Regions from separate parts of the Homo sapiens genome. Here all the other regions are linked to region 1. A link is a loop called in an ENCODE intact Hi-C map of the cell type or tissue named here. Cell type or tissue: HepG2. All regions are shown on one strand. Links, peaks and the distances in the headings refer to the core of each region. The heading gives the core; the rest is flanking DNA.

Region 1 (5,933 bases), core at 260-5,259:
CTATGCAGGAAAATACATTTATTTTTAAGAGCTGAATACTGACGTAGTTAGGTGTGTAATGAGATGTCTGTATTTAAAATTCTTCTGCACAAAACATGTTTTAAGAAAGCATTGGCCAGTCGCGGTGGCTCACGCCTGTAATCCCAGCATTTGGGAGGCCGAGACGGGCAGATCACGAGGTCAGGAGATCGAGACCATCCTGGCTAACACGGTGAAACCCCGTCTCTACTAAAAATACAAAAAATTAGCCGGGCGTGGTGGCGGGCGCCTGTAGTCCCAGCTACTCGGGAGGCTGAGTCAGGAGAATGGCGTGAACCCAGGAGGCGGAGCTTGCAGTGAGCCGAGATCGCGCCACTGCACTCCAGCCTGGGCGACAGAGTGAGACTCCGTCTAAAAAAGAAAAGAAAGCATTAGCATGATCCTTTATGACCTGACCCCAACTTGTTTATTTAACTTCATTTAGCCATAAGATAAAATCTATATCTTTATTTCTGTTTTAAAATAGCTCCCTTTGAGTCCTTCAGGATCAGCAACAGAAGCTTTGTTTCAGAGCAAGGATTTGTTTAGCCTCAAGTTCCTGAACAGATCTCAAGGTGCTTGGGAAGCACGTGTGTGTGTGTGTGTGTGTGTGTGTGTGTGTGTTTATGGGAACATATATTTACCTGGATGAGTTTTATGACTTTCATCAGGTTGTCAGAGGGGCATGCAACTCACAAATATTAAGAATGTCAAGAGTTTTCCAGTTTTACTTGTATAACTCACTGTACGGTAGCCTTTAAAAAAACAATGCTTAAATATTCATAGGGTCTTTAAGATAACTGATTCAAATTAAAATAATATACCTGAAGTTCATGGTTCCCTTGTTGAATTTTTTTGCCTTACAATGGTATTTCCATTTATATTTTCCATTGCATGCTGAGAATTAACTCCTGAGGGTTCTTCTTTTGTATACATTCATATGTTATACACTACGTCTAGTTTTCAGACAATGCGGGGGTGACAGTTGATTAAAAGGTGTGTCTCTGAGGCTTTAGAAAAGAAGAATCATTTAATCCTAAACCATTAGCTAGATCATGTATCTGGCATTAAAACCTGAATACTTACTTGGTTTTACAATAAGGTAAACTTCCATGGACATGGTAAAAGGCTGGACCACCAGAGGCCATTCCTGTACAGATAAGACTAGCAGTAACAGGGAAGGAAAAATGTCTAGGACCAGCTGCATGGGCATCCAACCTGTGCATCTTCACAGGGTTCCATACTTAAAAGAGCCTGATCCTTCATTTAATGATTGGCTGTCACCATCTCGAAGTTCTAAAACATTTTTTAATAAGGGGCCTCACATTTTTATGTTACACTGGGCCCCACATATTATGTAGTCCATCCTGCATATGGGACATGTCCCTGTGCTTATCTGTGTTGCTCATAGCTGTGTTCAACTTGGTTCTTGTTCAGCTATTGCTACCCCCAGTTTCCTTCCTGCAGATAAGGGCTGGGGTTGGGCTGCTTATTATGGCAACAGCACAAAAGGCATGAGCAAACATGTATTAGGATTAGGGAATGTGGAGGCAGGATAGCAAGGAAGACCTAAATTGGCAGAAAAAGTCCATCTAAATGGTGAATCACTAATATCACTCTATTTTTTATTCAATTTATATAACTTTCACTGACAACGCTCCTTTAAATTTCTAGTAATTCTCATCTTTCTATTCCCTTAGTCATACCTATGATGGAGGAAACTCAACTATTGAGGAAAATAGTCTCAGGGCTCCCCTATGCACTAATACTAAAATTGATCATGAATGACGCTGAATCTGCCATTTCAGATATTTTCTCTAAAAATTTAAAAGTGTTATTTTTCAAAATAACGTTAAAGACCTACAGGTGGCAACATTTTGATAAGGCAACATGTAAACATTTGTGCCAACAATGTTATGCTATGTTTTTTGTTTTTTGGGTTTTTTTTTTGCCACAAATTCGCAGTTTACCAGGGTTGCTGTGTAGGGCTGTACAGCAAATATCATGCTCAAGGGAGTTCAGAGGAGTTCAGAGGTGGCCAAAGACTAGACTATGACTGGCCTCTTATCTGATCCTGGCCTCTTTGTGATGAATTCTACTGAGTTTTTCAACAGAGGAAGTGCTCATGATAAGGGGGATTATCTTAGTGGTTTTCTTTCCCCCCAAGGTGGTCAAAGAGTAGCACTAGTAAGTACAGTAACCAAGTGTTATTATCTTACTTGTAATAATTAACCACCATATATGAGGCACCATGCTAACACTTGATGTGCCTATATCATTCAATGCTTCAGCAACCTGAGTAGTTACTGAATTATTCACTGTTTACAAAAGAGAAAATGGAGACAGAAAAGTGAAGTGAATTGCCCAAGGTTATGTACCTAGTAAACAATAGAGCAGAAATTTGAACCCAAAGCCAGAGGAATTCAGCAGCCGCGCCCTGAAGCACAGTGGTGCCCTTTGTCAGGCAGAGAACCCACTACGTCATTAAGAACAGGGAGTTTCTGGCTATGTCATTGCTGTAGGTTGAGTGAATAACTAACAAACAAAAAATTAATCAATGAAAGTGATTCTACTGTATTTTATATTTTAGCTATTATTCTAAAAAGTAACCATTGCTTTTTGTACATGATTTTAGCTCTGAAAATTTCCTGTCAGCAAGAAGTCATTTCCCAGGTGGGATTTTAGAGGATCCTAAATCATGGGCCTTTGCTGTCAGCTGTCATGAGAGGGGGAAGAATTGAGGAAGTAGACAGCAGATAAGGCTGGGAAATATATTCTCTTTCTGAGAAAAAAATAATTTTCAGAGATGGCATCTTTCTATGTTACCCAGTCTGCGGATCAGTGGCAATTCACTCTTCACAGCGACCATGGCACTACTGATCAGCACGAGGTAGGCAGCAGATAAGGCTGGGAAATGTATTCTCTTTCTGAGAAAAAAATAATTTTCAGAGATGGCATCTTGCTATGTTACCCAGGCTGGGGGGCAGTGGCAATTCAGTATTCACAGCCACTATGGCACCAATGAATCAGCACAGGAGTTTAGACCAGTTCCGTCTCCAAACTGGGCCAGTACCCAGCTCTCAGAAGGTCATCATATAGAGGCAAAACTTAATGCAGACACCCAATTGGCATAGATCACTGCAGCCCAGAAATAGTCTCGAGCAATCCTCCCACTTCAGCCTACTGAGTGGTTGAGACTATAGGCACGCACCACCAAACCCAGCAGAAAATGGTTTCTTATTGACCTTAAAGTATCATCACACTGATCACAAATGTATGAAATTTAAAATATGATATTTAAGAACCATCCAAACATCTATCGTTCTTTGTGTTTAATTATCTGGCTGTTTCACTTTTATGGCTGATTTAAGAAAGCACTGAATATGCCTATATGGAAAATCATATATAAATAACATTTTCCATGGAAGCAATAAAAGACATTAAAATACTATGCAATGAAAAGAATGTCTAATCATTACTCAAATGCAATCTGAAATTATCTAATTGTGTTTTATCCAGACAGGATTCTCTAAGATTCTTCATAGTTTTGTTTTATCTAGGCAACAAGAATGAGAGTAAATGTTAAGGAAATTCCCCAGGAGGAAATACTGATTTTGGAATTTTGCAATTGCATGGTATATTTGGCTGATGAACATGGAGATTAAAGTACAGTTGACCCTTGAAAAATATGGGTTTGAACTGCGAGGGTCTACTTATACGCACATATTTTCAACTAAATGGGGATCAAAAATTTGGTATTCTTGGGATGCAAAACTTGCATATATCAAGGGCTGCCTTTTCTTATATGTGGGTTCCAAAGGGCCAGCTGCAGGGCTTGAGTGTACACAGATTTGGGTATACTCCAGGTGCCCTAGAACCAATCCCCCACATATACCAAGGAATGACTGACTGTAGCTATAATTTCCCAGCTTCTCATTCTACTAGCTACCTACCAAGTGAAAACATTGGGGAAGCCAAATGCCAATGGCAGAATAGGTTTTGTTTCTTTTTATTCCCAGGGGTGCTCCAAAACACATGCTCCAACCATTGCTAGAGAAAAAGAATATGAGTTCCCAAGGAAGATTTAAGCAGAGTGAACATATTCCATACCTTTACATTCTCTGAAGACATAGGTACTTCTCTAACAGCAGAATTAATTCCTGAAAAGGCACTCTGCAGTAAGAAAAAGAAAAAATGACATCAGTTGAATCTCATATCTCCATAGAAAATATTAATAAAGGCTTATGGAACTGACTGAGTTTTTAAAAAATTATAATCTTTCTAAGCTAAAAAATTTTTTTAAGTATTATGTGTATTAAAGGAAGAATAATATAGTAATAAAATGAATACTATATGTGTTTATGATATACTAGTGTGCTATAAAAAGTTGTTACTTCTTCATATTTTCTTCCATATCTTACTACCATAATTGGGAAGCATTTGTAACATGGAATTCAGACAGAGTTCTGCAGAGATTCATGACAGGCATCTTGAGACTTTTTTTTGCACCAACTTAGAATCATTTCATGATCTTTAAGAAGTCTACATAGGATGTTTGTCTCGATTCCCTGTTTTCAGTGAAAAATCTGTCATTTACAAGAATAGGCATTAGAGATAAATTTACCAAATTTTCCATGAGTTTGAGATTGTGAGCCCTATCCAATTGACATCCTAGCTTCAATATGTGTAAGTGGCAAAGCCCATCGTGTATATGGATATAAGTAGAACTGCTGTGAATAGAAAACTCTATGCATAATGACAGATTCACATTTTAAATTCTGATGCTGAAATACTTTTATATTAGTTACTACTTAAATGATATTAGATACAAATTTAGTAACTTTATGACAACTTGAAACATTAGTATGATTAGATCATATAATTGCTGTATTCTCTGGACTCTTAATTTGTCAGGAACTGTGATGCATACTGATTTCCCAAGAGCCAGGGAAGTTTAAAAGAAGAATGGGTATAAGTCAAGGTTGCCAGATGGGAGTCCCCATAGGCAGCTGCACCCTCTGACGTGGTGGCAACGCAGCTTGGCCAGACCAACCCGATCATCTTTTCTGAAACTTAATTCTGTAAAGTTTTATCCATGGCTCCTCCTTGTCTGCCATCCTTGGTTTCAGGGTGATATATTTCCTTTTAATCCCAATTAACCTGGTCAGTTTAGGAGCACACTCTTTGCCTATTCATCCAAGCTAGAAACCTCCCCTTCACCTTACCTGCTATGTATCAATCACTGGGTTCTCTATCCGCCTGTTCAACTTCATCCCGGGACAAAAATTCCCTGTTTCTAAGCCTTAAAATTTCTTCCCTGAACTATTCAAGGCATCTTCCTAACTCTTTCCCAGCCTCCAGTCTTCACTCTCTAGTACATTCTCCACATCTTTACCAGCATGAACATGGTATACCTCGGTGAACTTGGAAGTATAAGTCTTAACATGTTTCTTTCTTTTTTTTTTTTTTTTTTTTTGAGATGGAGTCTTACTCTGTCACCTAGGCTGGAGTGCAGTGGTGCAATCTCAGCTTACTGCAACCTCCGCCTCCTGGGTTCAAGCGATTCTCCTGCCTCAACCTCCCGAGTAGCTGGGATTACAGGTGCACACCACCACGCCTGGCTAATTTTTATATTTTTAGTAGAGATGGAGTTTCACCATGTTGGTCAGGCTGGTCTCAAACTCCTGACCTCATGATCCACCCACCTCTGCCTCCCAAAGTGCTGGGATTACAGGTGTGACCTACTGTGCCCGGCCAACATGTCTCTTTCATAACTCCCCTTTGCTTTTGAATTTCTTGGTAAGGAATCTAGTAACCCTTATACACTTATATCACCTCAAATAGCCAGAAGAAGTCGTTGCTCTCAACGTAATGTTTAGTTTTCTCAGCACACCAAAGGCCCTCCCAATGTCATG
Region 2 (5,933 bases), core at 624-5,623, 220 kb after region 1:
AGGACTTTGCTAAAAATGGCAAAAGGTACACAACACCCACCAACATTCTGATGTTTTCCTACCATTTCCCTCCCTTTTGCTTTCACTCTAATTCACATGCGGTTTGACTTCCAAAGGATAAAACGTGAGCATGTGACCAGATATTTTCCTATGCCATATTAAGAGTTATTTGTTGTCCAGCCTTTGTTATCTGAGTACCCACTACCTAAATGCCTCCACACGGCTAGGCCAGCCCACATGTTGTTGAGTTCTGTTATTGCACCCCACCTCCAGATGCCAAATTCTGTATTTGTTAGGATTCAGTTTGTGTACAAATAAAACATCCCAACGTAACAGAGTCTAAACAAGATAGGGTTTGTTTTTCTCTCATATAAAAGAATTTTCGGCCGAGCGCAGTGGCTCATGCCTGTAATCCCAGCACTTTGGGAGGCCGAGGCAGGTGGATCACCTGAGGTCAGGAGTCCAAGACCAGCCTGGCCAACATAGTGAAACCCCATCTCTACTAAAAATACAAAAAAATTAGCCAGGCGTGGTGGCGGGCGCCTATAATCCCAGCTACCTGGGAGGGTGAGGCAGGAGAAGTGCTTGAACCCAGGAGGCGGAGGTTGCAGTGAGCCAAAATTGCGCCACTGCACTCCATCCTGGGCAACAAGAGTGAAACTCCGTCTCAAAAATGGAAAGAAAGGAAAGGAGAGGAGAGGAGAGGAGAGAAGAAAGGAAAGAAAGAAATTTCTGGGGGCAAATATGCTAGGAATCCCCCCAGAGCAAGGAATAAGCATGCTTACTGTTCAGTCTACAAAAAATAATATCCCTCTGCAGAGCAAGGCCAGGCCTTCTGATTTGCCCATTATAAAACACTTTGGTTCCTAGATTTTGGGTTCATCTCATGTAATGCAATTCACTGCTTGTATCTGGCCCTCTTCATGTCGCCCTGTGGGAACTGGAGTTCAAGGGAACACTATAAATGCTGCTACTTAGCAACTGTGGCTGCTATGAGTAACACAGCCTCGTGTTTCTGACCCAGGAGTTGCGTGTCTTCCTTCAGCATCCATAGAACTGTGAGAGGCTAATTTCTTAGCTTAGCACCAATTATTAGGGCGAAATCTCAGACCCATCCCAGTTCTCGTTGGATAAAATAGATAATAAATATTAGTTCTGTTTCCAGGGTGAAAATTATGCTCAGGGAAGTAGTCCGAGTCACCTAAAATCACATAACTTATGAAATTTCTTCTCACCCTCATCCAGCATACATTGCCCCACCCATAGTTGCTTCTGTGGAACCAGAAAATAGTTTTGGTGAAAGTTGTGGAAAGTGGCTATTTGTCTTAGAAGCAGGTCCTGATACTAGGATGAGGCAAAACTGTCTCTCAAGGTGCAAAATGTATCCAGGCACTCAAACTCAGATGCTCAGCCTGCACTTACATGAGGCTGAGAACAAATGCCTCCTTAAATACTATGCCCTACGACATTATGCCAGGAGAAATAAAGCAGCCACAGAAGGACAAATACTGCATGATTCCATTTATATGAGGTATCTGAAACAGCCAAACTCATAGAGGCTGAGAGTAGAATGGTGGCTGTCAGGGGCTGAGGATTAGGGGAAAGAAGAGTTGTTGTTCAACAGATACAAAGTTTCAGTTACGCAAGATGAAAACTTCTAGAGATATGCCGTCCAACGTTGTGCCTATGATTAACAATATTGTATCATACACTTAAAAATTAAGAGGGTAGATCTCAGGTTAAGTGCTTTTACCACTACTATCAGACACACACACACACACACACACACACACACACACACACACAGGCTGACAGCCTCACTTAATCCTGGCCCTGCTTAGGAGTCTTCCAATCCAGTACTTTTTATGTCTTTAGATGGATTTCCTTCTCACCTACAAATATCCTTACGTTTTCCAACCCCACCATATCTGTCCTCAAAATCTGTAATTTGAAACAAATCTAAAACATATTCACCCAGTATAAAATAACTGCCAACCACTTAACACTATACTCCCAGCACTGTTCAATACTGAAAGTAAGCTTTTGCCAAAGAAGGAGCAGTAAGAGTAGAATCTCAAGGATTCTAACTAGAATTCTACGCTTCATGTGAAATACCTGAAAGAGAATTTATGGTTGGGAGGGACACTGATAAAATACTTTTATGACACATAAAAATCAGACCACTCCATATTACCAGATACCAATACCATGTTTATCCCTTAAATCTAGAATCCAATATATCAAGGTTATTAATAGCAAAAAGAATTTTTTAAAGAAATCTTAACAATTAATTTCAGAAGCAGAGATGACCTTATTTGTCCTTTTAAAAATGGATACAAGTGAAGGTTGAAAAGGCACTTCTATTCACAGTCATTCTCCCTTTGGTCCAGCCACGGGAAGAAATGAAAGGATTCTCCATCAGCCAGATGGTGTGAGCGAGAAGTCAAGTGAAGACAAACCTTCGATTCTCCCTCTGCCTGGAAGCTGCTGGCATCTCCGTCCAAGTGCTGAACAAATGGGACTTTGTGTGCTCTCATGAGCGATCTCTTTGATGTTCTGGCATCCCGATTGGCAGCTTTTCATATCTGGCCATCTTAGAGCAGGGGAGATTGAGAAACAGAGAGAGGAAGAACCAGGGAAAGAAGTCTGGCTCCAAGCCCAGTGGGTAAACATGCTGGCTGCCTTCTCACACAGATTACTTTTCAAAAATGAAAAGGGAGTGTCCAGCTTCGTTTGGAATAAAGATGAGGAAATGACTCTCAGCTGTCCACACACAACAAAACAACCAACCACTACAGAGTAGGGGAGCCTTCCATCCAAGGTAGACCAGATGGGATTTGTCTCCCAGACCCAGAATATATGTTCCCCTTCAAGAATGTTTATACTGATAGTATCCTGAGGTTGGGGACATTTTAATGAGATCCATAGTCCTTACTTTCTGCAAAGAATACACAGTCACAAACTTTCCTTCAGGACAAGAGCAGCTTTGCTTTCCTGAGTGCTTTCTAAATCTAATTATATAGATGGAGGCTGTGTGGCCTTTTGTTTTGAGTTCAGAATTATGGGTTTGAAAGTCTGAGGTCCAATTGTAGTTTTATACCTAACTTCTTGTGTGGCCCTTCACAAGCAATTATTTCCTGTCTTATTTTTCTGAACTGTTGATGGGATTAAGCTGGTAATAGTGGAGGGGGAAGGGGTTTATATCTAGTTTTAAATTCTTAGAATTGATTTCAAGACAACAAATTATCAAGCATCTACTCTCAACTTAGTAGTGGGCTAATAGAAAGAAGAAAAATATATAGAAGAAAACTATAGGGACTCTGTATTCAAGAACCTTGTAAATGACTTGACAAAACTTAAGTATCATACATAAGCAAGGCAGTATCCAGTCCAATATATATAATTGGATAACATTAGCTATAAATACTGTAATAATTAGAAAAAAATTAACACATTACTATTAGTGGGGTTATTTGGCATAGGTTTATAAAACAGAATAAATTTCAGATTAACTGTAAGAAGAAAGAAATAATGTATTGACTTGTAAAGAGGAGAGGCAGTCAAAAAAAATCATTCCATCTTTTAGATAAAAAATGAGCACCAAATGGCTTTATCATGGTTAACATCGAGGTTAACCAAAATATGATCTGATTATCCTGAGTAGTTTGGAGACCTATTAAATTAAAAACAAATGCTTATGAAGAGATACTTTGCCAAATTTCTAGTGAGATTATAGCAGGATTACCACAAGGTAAGTGACTTTTTAAGATATTGAGCCACTGTATCTGGTCCCCTGACTCCTAACATCATCCCAAAGTATTTTTTTACCTACTGTTTCTTCATATTTGTATTTTCTGTTTCCCAAAATGACAGTGTGTTTAAGCTTTGCTTAAAAGGCTTAAAGTTGTATGCCTTAAGTTTATACAATAAAAAATCAATTTTAAAAAAAGGTCATTGAAAGTCTCTTTATGTGAAAGATGTAGCAATAATATGACATTTCTCCCATTTTCTTATAACTTTTCTAGAAACTAACACACATCCTTACTTTGTATAGTTGTATGCCTTGTTTGTGAGAAGTCTTTTTCTTCTAAAATTCTTAGGACTTCACCAAATTTGCAGTGTTCCCACTCATGTCATCTGTGCCAGTCATGTTTTCATTTTCAACACATTGTACATACACGGACACACATACCATATTCACTTGCCACAAATAAGTTTTAAGTTTAACACATCTTAAAAGAGCTTTCAATGGAATCAAAAGGAAAGTTAAAGAAAGCATAAAGCCTATTCAATTTGATTGTCTCATCATCTCTCTGTATAGATACTACTCTAATTTCTTCTAAATATGTAGTATATGATCCAGGACCTGTTATTAAAACTGGATAAGGCAAAACATAAAAATAAAAATAAACTGGATAAGGCAAAACACAAGCCTAGAATAAAGTGACCTGCATTTACACTCACAGATCTGCTAATGATTACATATCCTAAAAGTAACCTCTGAGAATATGCAATCATTATGTGCTCTAGAGATGCAGCTATTCTAAAAGAGAGGAGAGAGAGAAGAGACCTTATAAAATGAAGTCCATAAGTTTAATCTTCAAAGTTAAATTTTATTTTATTTAAATAGAAGTGAAACTCAACACTGGAGCTATTTATCATAGTGATCAACCTGTAACTAACTAATTTTTTAGAGACATCTGTAGTACCATTAAGGAGTCCTGTCAACTCTCTCTGACACTTGACACTCTCTCTTGACAACGTCTTACCCTAAAGCAGAAGATGGTAAACCAACTCACCAGTGTAAAAGATAATATTTGTTTGGAGTCATAGGCAATTTTTAAGAGAGACAGCAATAAAGAATGTTTTCTAATTTAAAATTGACATGGTTATTTCCAGACAAGACAGAGCAAGAGGGACTAAATTTATCCCCTCCCATGAAACAACTAAAAATATGGACGTAATATATGAAACTGTGATTTCCAGACATTGGACATCAGGCAGCATAGGACAGTGACCCAAGAGACAGGAAACAAAAAAAAAAGAAGTGAAGTCCCTGTCATTGACCCCGCTTTCTACCTGGAGAGAGTTTCTGGGCCACAGTTCGGGGAATAGAAACCCAGGAGGAGACTGGTAGAGTCCCAGAGCTGAGGAAACAGAGCTGGGAGGCCAAGACAGCTAGAGTTCATAGGCAGATTCCCAAAAGAAAGCCACACACAAGGGTGTGCAGAGGGTCCCTTTTGAGCCTTCAGCTGAATTCTGATCAGCACACAACTGAGGAGAAACTATGCAAGTCTAGCAAAAGAAGCCCCTCCGGGATCAATATTTGAAGATCACACGGGGACAGGTATAGACTGGGTTCCCACCAGCCCAAGTGGAGAAACTTCATAAGTCACAGGACATCAAATTGAGCATTCAGAAGGATATCACCTCAAGAGGCAGACAAATTAGCTCTAGGCTAAGGGCTGTTCTAATCCCACCTAACAAAACTTAAAATTTACAAGGTTGAGATCATTTATTTCTCATCCTTGGGGAGAACTATCTTTGAGAATCATCTGGTTCTTCAATCAATATTCGTTAAGTATTTAAAGATTGAATAGAGATTTTGACTTTGTCCAAATTTCAGCTCTGATTCCTGTTATACCCGTGCAAAGGAGGATATGGTGAGAATAGCACAGATGTGGAATAAAGTTTGAAGTTTTTTTCCATTTAGCAGGAGATGAATCCAACTCTCTGGATAAAGTCATAGGACCTAATGTCCCCATAAGTTCAACTTGTGATGGCAACATTGTAAACTGTGTACTTCCTCATTTTGAAAGGACAATGTACCCATTGTTCAGTAGTATTATTACATGGTTCTTATGCAATTATCCACATAATATAATTAAGGCACTATATATATATATATACACTATATATATATATAAAATATA
Region 3 (5,933 bases), core at 406-5,405, 76 kb after region 1:
TCTGAAATACAAAAATAGAAAATAAGACTGTTAAATGTTAAATATGGCAACTTACTTTTAATAAGATCAAACAAAAATGGACTTCAAAGCCTATCTTGATCACTTGTTGAAATGGAGTTAAATTACAGATTTTAATGCCTCACACTAGATTGAATGAATCAGAATGCCTGGGATGGGGCCTGGAAATATGCATCTTAAACAAGCAGTCCATGAGTTTGTTGTGCACATTAGTATTAGGGAATTATTAAGCCAATTTCAACTCACCAATACTCCATTCCTTGCATTTTCCAGCTTTCAGCTTCTGCAGGCTGCCCGCATTCCTCGGCCCGTGGCCCCTTTCCACGCTCAAGTCGCATCCTACTGACTTTCCCATCGACATAGCACTCATTGGCCATAGCTGGCAAAGTTTCTCTGCTTTTAAAGACTGGGGTGACTAGATTGGTCCCACCTGGATATTCTAGTCTAATCCTCTCACTTCAAGGTTCTTAATTTAATCACCTCTGCAAAGTCCCTTTTGCCATCTAAAGTAATATATTCATAGTTTCCATGGATTGGGAGGTGAACAAAGTGGGTGGAGGGGGACATGGTTCTTCCTACCAGACTACACACTATATCTGTAGAACCTTGTCTCAGCTGCTACACATTAACCACCCTGTTAATCATTCCTACATTCTTTTTACCCAGGTGAAAATGAGAGTAAAGAGAAAACTTTCAGAAAGCATGCTGAAAAGACTTTACCACTCAACACTCCATCCCAAATGGAGCTTTACACTCAAAGGGAAAACACACTTTCCAATATTCTACTAGCCCTCTATTTGACTTCTAATCCTAATAAATATTTAACTTAATATACAAGTGTAAATGGCTAACAGCTTCATAGTTGGTAATTCTAGGTGCTTCATATGGCTGTAAGAACTTAGGATATTTATTGTCATAAGTTATCAAATATCTGTCGTGTGTTGGATATCATATAGAGATAATAGCTTGTGTTACAGTAGATGGGCACTTTAATTTGGATTATTATCTTTATACTTATATCCTACAATCAGCACAAAATCAAGCACGAAGACTATCACACAGAGTCTACAATCCTTATTTTAACATAATCTTATCCTGATGTACATTGCCATCGGCTTTTAAATGTCTGAGCCTTATTTGCTTGTGTTCCATTCGTGACATAGGTTTTTGTTGTTTGTATTAATTTTAGAAACTCACTAAGAAGTTGTGGAATGAAGCATAAAAAATATTAAACTTCAGATGATGAATTTTTTTGAGAGAACAGTTTAACGAGACAGAGCAAGGGTAAAAAAATAAAGGCATGTGGCTTAAGACATGCTTTATTCTCAACAAACTGCCTGAGGGATCTTTGTTTTTGTTTTTGTTTTGTTTTGTTTTATAGAGATGGTGTCTCACTATGTTGCCCAGGCTGGTCTTGAACTCCTGGCCTCAACTGAGTCTCTCACCTCAGCCTTCCAAGGTGCTGGGCATGAGCCGATATTCCCAGCCCAACCAGAGTTCTTTTAGGGAAGAAGTAACTCCTGACACTTGGAAGATACCACAGTCAAAGCAATAGAAATGATAGCGCAAAGAAGTAAAAACTTCCAACCTCACGGCAGGCTCCTTGTTCTTCACAAAGTTCCAGCTCTCCACTTAGGAAGCTACATAATGACATACTGTTTTCATCACACATGCCTGCTCAGAGATAAACAAACCAGTCCTGATGTGCATTCATGGAAAGATCGCCGTATTTTCAATTTGGTCTTTTCTGCTTAGTGTTAAGAAGATTAATGAGATGTGTGTTGGTTGGTTTCTGTTGGAAGTTTTGTGAGGCAAGTGCAAAGAAGTGTGCAGCTACACTTCCTATAACCCACGAGCACCAAAGCAAATTAAATTAATATCAGGAAGTATTCGAACAAAGATATTTTTCTAAATGAAGTGTTCTGAAATAACATTATCATGTTCCAAAAATCATTACGCTGAGCCCTAATCTGACATTTTACCACGTAAAGATCTCTGCTGAGAAACATAAAAGAATGGGCTAACAAATTCTACTGCCACATCAGTTTCATTTTGTTATAAATCTCTCTAAACCTACCCCATGTCATCTAAAAGCATATTTGGAGAGAGGAATATGTTACACCTGTCTATTAAACAAGATACCAGAAATTTTCCCCCACATACATTGCTTAATTAAAGCTCAGATGTCTTTCCCAGGGCTGACTGTATTATTAGAGAATGCTTTTAGTAGATTCTCACATAGTTGGTAAAGGAATCTGGATGTTGACCTAGCTGTGATGTAACAGTAGCAACAGAGGGTGTCAGACAGCAGGGTCAATTTAACAAGGAAACACAGCTCATGTTACCAAAGGGTTTCTGTGTTTGCACACAATTCCTCTGGTGACTTCTCAGGCAAGCACCTCCGTAGACATCCTTTTTAACCCCCTGTGGTGTTTCTGATACTTAGCTGAGTAACAGAAATAAACAGAAATCTCTTCATTTTCTCTCTCCCTGACCCTAACCCCTCATGCTGCATGCAAAAGTATAATGTAGCATATTAGAAAGAAAAAATATCAAAATTTCGGGAGAAGAAATTGATTCAGCAAAGCTGAGTAGAGGCTAGGGAATGAGAGAGAAAGATCACAGTAAACTTACCTATTACGAACCTTCAAGAGAATGTAGATGCCTATTAAACTGGCATCTCTACTCCTAACTCTTGCGTGTCCAAATCTATTCTTCCAACTGCCATTAAACATTCACAGGTAGAAGTCCTATAACAGATATTTATCCACAAGCTAAAATAATTATTTTTTCTCCTATTAATTTTTTTTCTATTTATCCTATTTCAGTCACTTTTATCATCTTTCTTCCCAGGTTGGACATCTTGGAACCATCTTTTACTTTAAGGCAAAATGTTTATGGGACTATTAATTTCTTCTAGGTGTTGTTCAAATTTTCGTAGTTTAGGCCCATTCCAAGAGCTTAATAACTTCACAATTGAGCTTAATATAGTAGACCAAACTGGGAAGACTTATAAAAAAAAAAACACTTAAAAACATAAAATAAAGTTTCAGAAGTACTGAAACTATTTAGAGGTGGTTGGGAAGTGAAAACAAAAGTCATCAATATCAATTATATTGAAGATGTTTTTAAGATGTTGGCATTCTTCACACATGCAAGTACCTTTGTTATTTTAAGATATAAACCCCTCTAACAGCTGTTTCCTTTTTTTTAATAGTTTATACTCCTCTGAAGACTTTACCAAAATCCTTAAATATAATTGCCATAATGACATTGCTTTAGGGTATATATAATTCTTTACTCACATAAATCCGTCTTTGTTTGTGATCTGCACTCCTCTAATGCAGATCACTTAGACAAGTGTCTCCCTGTTCAAGAAAGCAGCAGGCAGAAAGCAACTGTGTCATTCACTTCCTAGCCACCATCCTCACTGGGCATGTCTCTCAGCCCGTTTTCTGTTCCTTGTAACAGAACACCTGATACTGGGTAACTTATCAAGAAAATATTTTTATAGTTATGGAGGCTGAGAAATCCCAAGGTCAAGGGGCCACATCTGGTGAGGGTCTTCTTGCTGGTGGGGATTCCCTGCAGAGTCCTGAGGCAGTGCAGGGCATCACACGGCGAGGGGGCTGAGGTGCCAGATCAGTTCTCTCCTCTTCTTATAAAGGCACCAGTCCCATTCCCACAATAACTGTTTAATCCGTTAACCTCCTAAACCATTAATGCATGAGTGGATTAGTCCATTCACGAGGTCAGAGCCCTCATGACCCAATCACCTCTTAAAGGCCTCACCTCTCAATACTGCCACATCTGGGATTAAGTTTCAACATGAGTTTTAGAGGGGACAAATACTCAAACCACAGAAGCATCTCTGCCATTTTACCTCTTCTATGAGATGAAGATCCATTAAAACAATTTGGTCTTTATTCAAAGAAGGGTGACCATGTTGCTGTGCTGCCCTCAAGGACAGAGCAAGTGAAAATAGCCCAAACGATGGAATAAAACTTCCAAATTTTATTTGCATTTTAAAGATAGTTTTCCACATCGGTATTTCAACATTTAGCCTATTTTTGCTTTGCAGTGTGATACAAATATACCTGGAAGCAAAGAGATGGCCAAATTGTTCTCTCAATAGTCCTTCCTTTCTACTGATTTCCTGCAACTATTGATGTTACTGGAGATGGTTAATATCAAATGGCATTATGGGACCTATGGCACACAATAAAAAGTATTAGTTTGGCCAGGCACGGTGGCTCACGCCTGTAATCTCAGCACTTTGGGAGGCCAAGGCAGGTGGATCACGAGGTCAGGAGATCGAGACCATCCTGGCTAACACGGTGAAACCCCATCTCTACTAAAAATACAAAAAAATTAGCCGGGCATGGTGGCAGTGGCCTGTAGTCCCAGCTACTCAGGGGTCTGAGTCAGGAGAATGGCGTGAACCCGGGAGGCAGAGCTTGCAGTAAGCGGAGATCGCACCACTACATTCCAGCCCGAGTGACAGAGTGAGACTCTGTCTCAAAAAAAAAAAAAAAAAAAAAGTGTTAGTTTGCCAAGAGCAGATTCAATAATTCTGTTTCCTTGTAGCATACGGGCACATTTATCCTACATTGGAGAAGGCTAGTGCAGTCTACCATGTGGACAAACATGTATTATCTTGGATTCTGGGAGAGCATCTGTCTAGGGTGAAGCAAAAGGCAGGACGTGAAGGGAAGTATCTCTTCCACGCCACAGGGGAAGACAAAAAGAAAAAAGAGAAGGATAAAAATGGAGCGTGGCTTAACAGATTTGCAATTTATTATCTGATTTCATCTATTTTCCATACTGTGTCCTTATTCCAATGACCTATTTTATATCTTTTCAGAGCATGATAAAAGTGTCATATCTAATGATGCAAGATGGTAAACAGCACTCTTCTCACTTGTCCAAGACATGTGAATGCTGATTTTTTCCCAGACAATTTAGTTACACTGCATGGAGAAGAAAGAACATTTCTTTAGTTCTTTTCACTTAGATGGAAAGATACAGCCAAAATGTTTCCTTGGTGCCCAACAAAAAGCAGCCAAAAAGTTTTTTTTTACAATGCCTTTTTGCACATCCTCTTTCAGCTGTTACATCATTAGAAGGTTCGAACACTACAAAATCAGCAATTAAAGAGCCACATAAAATTGCATCAAGATGCTGATCGATTCTAGGTTGCTAAGAAACATAAACTGTATCCTTTGATGACGTTACCATACTGCAAATATGCCCAAACCCATACATATCTCATAATCTCAGGATAATCCAAATTCATCAGTGTCACCGCCAATATTGGCCTTAATGCCAAAACTGCAATTATAGCGAACCTAAGGGAAGATCTACCATATAAGAAGCTACTACCATATAATTCTCTAATACTGAAATAGAAAGAATAAAGCCTATGAGTGTTCAAATGGGCATCAGTGGGACACAAACAGCTTAACTCAATGTAATCCAAGCTTCAGCTCCTTTTGCGCTGGTCTTTTGACTCTTTTATTTCCTTGTAACTACTGACCTTTCCACATTTGACCATGAACTACAGCTAACCTTCCACCCACTCATACTGCTTTTCTTCCTCTGCTACAATGTATGGTCTAACATACATGTTTTCCAATAAATGAGCCCTCCTTCCTCTTTAGTATTACCAACTTTTGCTTGTACTTAGAGCCTCATGAAATACTACTATCAGATCAGATTTGAAGTCTGTTGAATCAGTTTTCATTAAGAAGTATGTAAGGCTGGTATCAATGAAGTAACAGAATCATAAAATACTGAAAGACTATCATTTGTTTAGGACCAAATTAGACCTCGTGATACTGTAATGACTGGTTTCTTCAGTAAAGGACGTTAGTGTCCTGCTGGGGAATCCAGACAAACAAATAAGATGTGAAGCA
Region 4 (5,933 bases), core at 342-5,341, 63 kb after region 1:
CATATAATTGGATATTTAAGGAAGGCTGTGCTTTTCAGCTTAGCCAATCTATAGACACAATTTAGCATACACATATACATATGTGTATATATTTATACTTGACCCTTGAACAACAGACATTTGAGCTACTCGGGCCCACTTATGTGCAGATTTTTAAAATAAAAGTGACACTGAGTGCACCTACCTCCCCTTCTGTATGATTCTTAATAACACTTTCTTCTCTCTAGCTTATTTTAAGAGTATAGTATATCACACATGTAACATACAAAATATGTGCTAATCGACTGTTTATGTGTGTATGTTATTGTCAGGGCTTTCAGTCAAGGGTAGGCTATTAGTAGTTAAGTTTCTGGGGAGTCAAAAGTTAGACACAGAGGGGGGTTGATTTCCCCAACTCCTGCATTGTGCAAAATGTCAACTGTACATATAAAATAAGGATGAAAATATGTTGTCAAATCATATTTTAAATAAATGAGAAATGGCATATATGCCACAAAAAGAGATTTGAACAAAAAAGGAAATTGTCACCCGTGAAATAACTCAAGGCAACCCTGATTTCCTAGCCAGAGATGCTGTGGAAATTAACAGTTTTAAGGCAAAGTGATATAATAGTAATGATAAAGAAAGATTCAGTTATCAAAAAGATGAATCAACAGGATGTTTAACAAGCATACACTCTAGATGGGTTCTTTCCTAATTACAAATTAGTTTAGCAAAGACAGAAGTACTACTAAAAATGCTTGCAGGCAGAAGAAAATTGTCAAATCTGAATACATGATATTCAAACCATATAGAAACACAGTATTAGGAAAACAGAGAAGGACAAAATAAAGGAGCTCATGAGCGGGCACTAGGAAAGGGACTGTTTCTATGCAATTCTTTTAGAAGAGAATAGGAGGCTATAGTCTTTAAAGCAGTGTTTGTTAACCTTTTTAAGTTTTACTACTGCTTCCTTACAGCATCTTTTTAGGCTATTTCTCCCTTATCCAAAGCTCCTATGAAATTTTATTACCCTAGATACATCACATATTTGTATATGTACAGATATGTAGTACATAAATTTTCTGGAGGGCCACAGCCAATTTAATAGCTAAGATTTTGCCTGCTGAGAACCGATGCTCCCCCCACCCCTAAAGACTGACCCATTGTTAGGGGCGATATTGCACCCTGGAGAATGCTTTAAATGGTGGACTACTTCATATCAGATCTACAGTCTTCAAAGTTTTTCTGAAATATCTTTGTCAATGGGGTGGGTGGTGGGAAGGTGATGGAGAAGTGGGTTCAAGGAGTACAGCTAAGGAAACAAAAGCTCGCTCTTATACTTGCTTTTTCTTATCAGTTGAACCTAATTTGACAGCGAAGCATAGAAACATATAAAGGAAAAAAAACAGTTTTAGCCCAGGTATCTCAATTTTAGGGAAATATGGGTAAAAATACTGGGGAAAAATAGGTACTAAAGATAAAGTGAAAATTTCAGAAGAAATATCCTTATAATTGATAGAATTATTGCCTCATATAAAGATCAAACTAAATATTACTTTCACTTTCTAAAGTTTAATCATCTACCAAAATCCTTTTGTAGCCAAGATCAGTGTGAGTTATAAAAGTATGCTCAATCTGTTTTGATGAGATAATCTGATTGTTCTAATATCTCAGTTTCCAGGGCTCAAACCAATCTTGAATTGGAATTTCAAGACATAAAAACCACTGCAGGAACCTGCTGGAGAAACGGCCTCTGGTATCTCTATCTGAAATATGATTATCTTAAGTTCGCAAAGCATTGTGTCTGCAGTGTGAGTTTGAAAACAACAATGTTAAGGCAACTTCGCAGCTTCTTAATCAAGCCCTTCTCCATCTCTCCGTGTGGTTTTTGGGGTGGTGGAGGTGGAGCCAAAAAAGAGAGGGCAGTTTCCCAGGGCTGAAGATGCTACCATGACTCATAGGATCTATGCAAACCCTGTGAGTGAATTCTGAGGAAGAAGAATGAGTAATATTTTGATTTTATTACTGATGGTAATAAGATAGTATCATCAGTGTGGTATATTCTGATTACTGAATTCTATTCCCTATTTTCTTCCTGTGGCCAAATAAAATTTGTGTGTGTAAGCTATGATATTTAGTGTTGTTATCTGATGAGACAGGTTTAGTGGAAAAGTTCATTTTAAATAAACATTAAAATTGTTTCAGCCTCAGATTTTTAATCCAAATCATTCCTTTGACACCAGAAGAATTTTCCTCAGAGTCAACTCCAAAGATAAAGCTGCCTGTTTTCCTATTTGCCCAGAAGTAAAGAGGTTGCAAAATGATAAGAATACGCAAGTAGAACATAAGGATGTTGGAAGGAGAAACTCAGGAGGATGGTAATGAACAGGGAGATTTTTCTACAGACCTGGTTTTCCTATCACCCATCAGCTACACTTCTGGCCTGTGACTTCTTTGGGACTCTTGTGTAACCCTTTTGCACATCTGAACAATATTCACTTTTTAAAGTGAAGAGTTGACAACAATTGTGAATTGTAGCTTTGAACTAAGCTCCATTATTCCAAGGTCATTGCTTAGCTAATTTTAAACCAATTTAAAATTTCTCAGGAAAAGCACATATTTAATGCTACATTTTTCCATAATCACGTTTCAATCAGTTCATTCACCCAAGAACCCATTCAATTATCCACCCAAGTCCTATTCATCCTTCAGTTTTTCCAAAGAACCTATTCCTATTTCCTACGAGATAAAATCCAAGCCACTCCTTGGCTTGACAGAGGATATGCTTCCCAACCTGAACTCAATCTAACTTTAATAGAAAATCTCTGTTGGAGCCTAAGCTTTGCCCAATGCCATCATGTTTGGGTGTGATTTGTACCCTGGTAGAAGAGCCTGTTGGGAATCATTTTACTTGTTTCATGTAGGAGCCACAGAAAGACATCCTTCTAAGAGAAGGGTGTGTCAGACAGGGAAATTGGCTCAATAACAGTATCTCAATTGTGAGTGCATCCTGCTATCTGTTAGTCAGCCTTGTTTACTGCCTGGATTCATTTCTGAAAATTAAGAGAGGGGCTAAAGTACAAATGGAAGGAACTATGTTCACTAATAACTCTGAAGCACTGGGGCACAAGGAAGCACTGTATTGGTTCCATTAGGCCAAAGAACAAAGCTCCTCTTTGAATCTCCTCAATTTAACTTATGTAAAGTATTGAATAAGTGTTGCAATAAATAAATGAGTGATGAAATCAATCAGTGAAACATTTCCAGGAAATACGCTCGTAAGATCTGTCATGTAAATGTGTCCTCAAATGCTAGTAGCTTTTATTTTCTTCTCATACACTTTAGTAGTATTTTGACATTTCATAAACAATCAATACACACTAAGAAATCTCCACCCATGTTTTAAGCACCCAGTGGCTTTTCTTCTAAGACACTAATACTTGGATTAGTTCCTTTTACAGTATTTTAATACTTCCCCATAACATTAGTATGAAACATCCATTCAGCAGAAATGGCTTAAAGAGTTACTCATCTTTCTTTGGGAATTTCCATTTTTTCTTGTTTTAGATGAAAAGTGCCACAAATTTAACTTTCTCACAGTCCTTCACTGTATTTACTCAAAGTATTGTCTAGCATATGAAAGCCAAAACACTTCTAAGCCAATAAATAGCAAAAAACTCAACTGAAATTAGAAAATTCATGATAAAACAAAAAATTAAATGTCAAATAAAAGTTGCTACTCAATATAACTTCAGTGTTTATATTGAACATTGTGAAGAATGTGAAAGTGAAAGTGAAAACACACTTCTTTTTTGTTGGGGCAAGGAGGGGTCTTCTTAGCTTTAGTTACAGGACTGGGGCCTGCAGTTAGCTGCCAGTATTTAATCTAATTTTATGCTTATATTCATTTTGTCTGTCTTCCAAAATTCCAGTGTATTCTGAAAACATTTCCTTTTTTTTTTTTTTTTTTTTTTTTTTTGAGACAGAGTCTCACTCTGTCACCCAGGCTGGAATGCAGTGGCGCGATCTCAGCTCACTGCAACCTTCACCTCCTGGATTCAAGCAATTCTCCTGCCCCAGCCTCCCTAGTATCTGGGATTACAGGTGCCCACCATGAAGCCAGGCTAATTTTTGTATTTTCACTAGAGGTGGGGGTTTTACCATGTTGGCCAGGCTGGCCTCAAACTCCTGACCTCAGGTGATCTGCCTGCTTCGGCCTCCCAAAGTGCTAGGATCACAGGCATGAGCCACTGTACCCAGCCTATTCTGAGTACAGTTCTAAACAAATCTAATAAATACATTCATATTCTTATTAAGTATTTATTAAACATACACAATAGTTCAACATATGCCTAGATGATAAACATATGGCAAACATGGTTCTAAAAGAAAGAAAGAAAGAAAGAAAGAAAGAAAGAAAGAAATCACTAACACATTCATTTTCCAGATAGAATATACCTTTAATTATAATTTGCAAGAACCTAAGAATATAATGTCAATATTGTAACCCATCAGGCAGTAAAAAAATTGATACTAAGGTTTCTAAAATGCCATATGGTTAATTTTATGAAATATGTTTGCATCAGAAATTTCTTTTAAATGGAATTGACTGTGGTAATTGACCACTGTTAAAATGGTATATGATGCATAATTTTTTTGAGACAGACTGTCATTCTCTCGCCCAGGCTGGAGTGCAATGGCACAATCTCGGCTCAATGTAACCTCCACCTCCCAGGTTCAAGCAGTTCTCCTGCCTCAGCCTCCTGAGTAGCTGGGACTAAGATGCATGCCACCACACCTGGCTAATTTTTGTATTTTTAGTAGAGACGTGGTGTCACCGTGTTGGCCAGGCTGGTCTCGAACTCCTGTCCTCAGGTGATCTGCCTGCCTCAGCCTCCCAAAGTGCTAGGATCACAGGTGTGAGCCACTGCACCCAGCCTATGTTGATTATATTTCTAAGCAAATCTAAAATACATTCATATTCTTATTATTTATTGAACATACACAACAGTTCAGCATATGCCTAGATGATAAACATATGGCAAACACAGTTATCTAAAAAAAAAAAAGAAAGAAATCACTGACACATTCATTTTCCAGATAGAATATACCTTTAATTATAATTTGCAAGAGCCTAAGAATATAATGTCAATATTGTAACCCATTAGGAAAATAGTTCGATATGACATATTTTTGCATCAAAAATTACTTTTAAATGGAATTGACTGTGATAATTGACCATTGTTAAAATAGTATATGATGCATTTTTTTTTTTTTTTTTGAGATGGAGTCTCACTCTGTCACCTAGGCTGGAGTGCAATGGCACAATTTCGGCTCACTGCAACCTCTGCCTCCCAGGTTCAAGCAATTCTCCTGCTTCAGCCTCCAGAGTAGCTGGGACTACAGCTGCATGCCACCACACGCAGCTAATTTTTGTATTTTTAGTAGAGACAGGGTGTCATCCTATTGGCGAGGCTGGTCTCAAACTCCTGACCTCAGGTGATCCACCAGCCTCGTCCTCCCAAAGTGCTGGGATTACAGGCATAAGCCACTGCAGCTGGCCTATGATACATAATTTTAAAAGCTGCCTCATTTCATAAGGAAGGCCATGTAATACATAGTTTCTGATCAGCCATCTAATTATTACTAGAAAGCAAAGTTTATAATGCCAGTCAATGTGGAATTTAAGTCTAAGTATTTTCCTAATTATATATCTCTATATATTGAAGTTAGATACTAAGGTTTCTAAAATGCCATAGGGTTATGATTAAAACTAATAACTATATTTTCTGTGACACAAGATGACTCAGGGGCTCTCAGACAATAGCTACTTTGTCTACATTAGTGGCCTCATCATTTCCATTAAATAGCTATTTACATTGTGAAAATGTATGCCGTGATATAATGGCTAGAAATGCATTTGTCTGTTAGAATAAGAAAATCTCTTCTGT

What was found. A loop is a pair of places that touch in the nucleus more often than their neighbours do. Peaks named below come from ENCODE experiments on the same cell type or tissue, not always from the same donor. Only the 100,000 strongest peaks of a DNase experiment are listed, where the experiment ranks them.
Region 2: a loop joins it to region 1, with 5 times the contacts of the local background. A loop is called at or near these places in 2 of 110 quality-filtered maps.
Region 3: it touches region 1 in a loop (4-fold over the local background); 3 of 110 quality-filtered maps call a loop at or near these places.
Region 4: it touches region 1 in a loop (5-fold over the local background); 3 of 110 quality-filtered maps call a loop at or near these places.

What each region holds. Positions count from the first base shown.
Region 1 is chr7:17,202,961-17,208,893 of GRCh38, reverse strand. LOC107986772 (a long non-coding RNA gene) reads right to left here. Exons shown (of 3, transcript XR_001745107.2): 2 at 4,129-4,191. All of the region lies in intron 6 of LOC101927609 (a long non-coding RNA gene), which reads left to right. Among named protein-coding and RNA genes, the nearest start is that of AHR, 93 kb to the left of the region's middle. In HepG2, for the core only: no CTCF peak of the experiment used is centred there; DNase peaks (open chromatin) are centred at 1,493 and 2,223.
Region 2 is chr7:16,986,805-16,992,737 of GRCh38, reverse strand. LOC105375170 (a long non-coding RNA gene) reads right to left here and starts at 2,520. Exons shown (of 3, transcript XR_927067.3): 1 at 2,311-2,520. It overlaps LOC124901595 (a long non-coding RNA gene), which reads left to right. Exons shown (of 4, transcript XR_007060239.1): 4 at 2,391-2,471. In HepG2, for the core only: no CTCF peak of the experiment used is centred there; DNase peaks (open chromatin) are centred at 1,597 and 2,587; H3K4me3 peaks cover 586 bases.
Region 3 is chr7:17,126,873-17,132,805 of GRCh38, reverse strand. All of the region lies in intron 1 of LOC107986772 (a long non-coding RNA gene), which reads right to left. Among named protein-coding and RNA genes, the nearest start is that of AHR, 170 kb to the left of the region's middle. In HepG2, for the core only: no CTCF peak of the experiment used is centred there; DNase peaks (open chromatin) are centred at 655 and 2,315; H3K4me3 peaks cover 697 bases.
Region 4 is chr7:17,140,512-17,146,444 of GRCh38, reverse strand. All of the region lies in intron 1 of LOC107986772 (a long non-coding RNA gene), which reads right to left. It overlaps LOC101927609 (a long non-coding RNA gene), which reads left to right. Exons shown (of 12, transcript XR_007060234.1): 9 at 1,657-1,738. Among named protein-coding and RNA genes, the nearest start is that of AHR, 160 kb to the left of the region's middle. In HepG2, for the core only: no CTCF peak of the experiment used is centred there; a DNase peak (open chromatin) is centred at 3,084; H3K4me3 peaks cover 561 bases.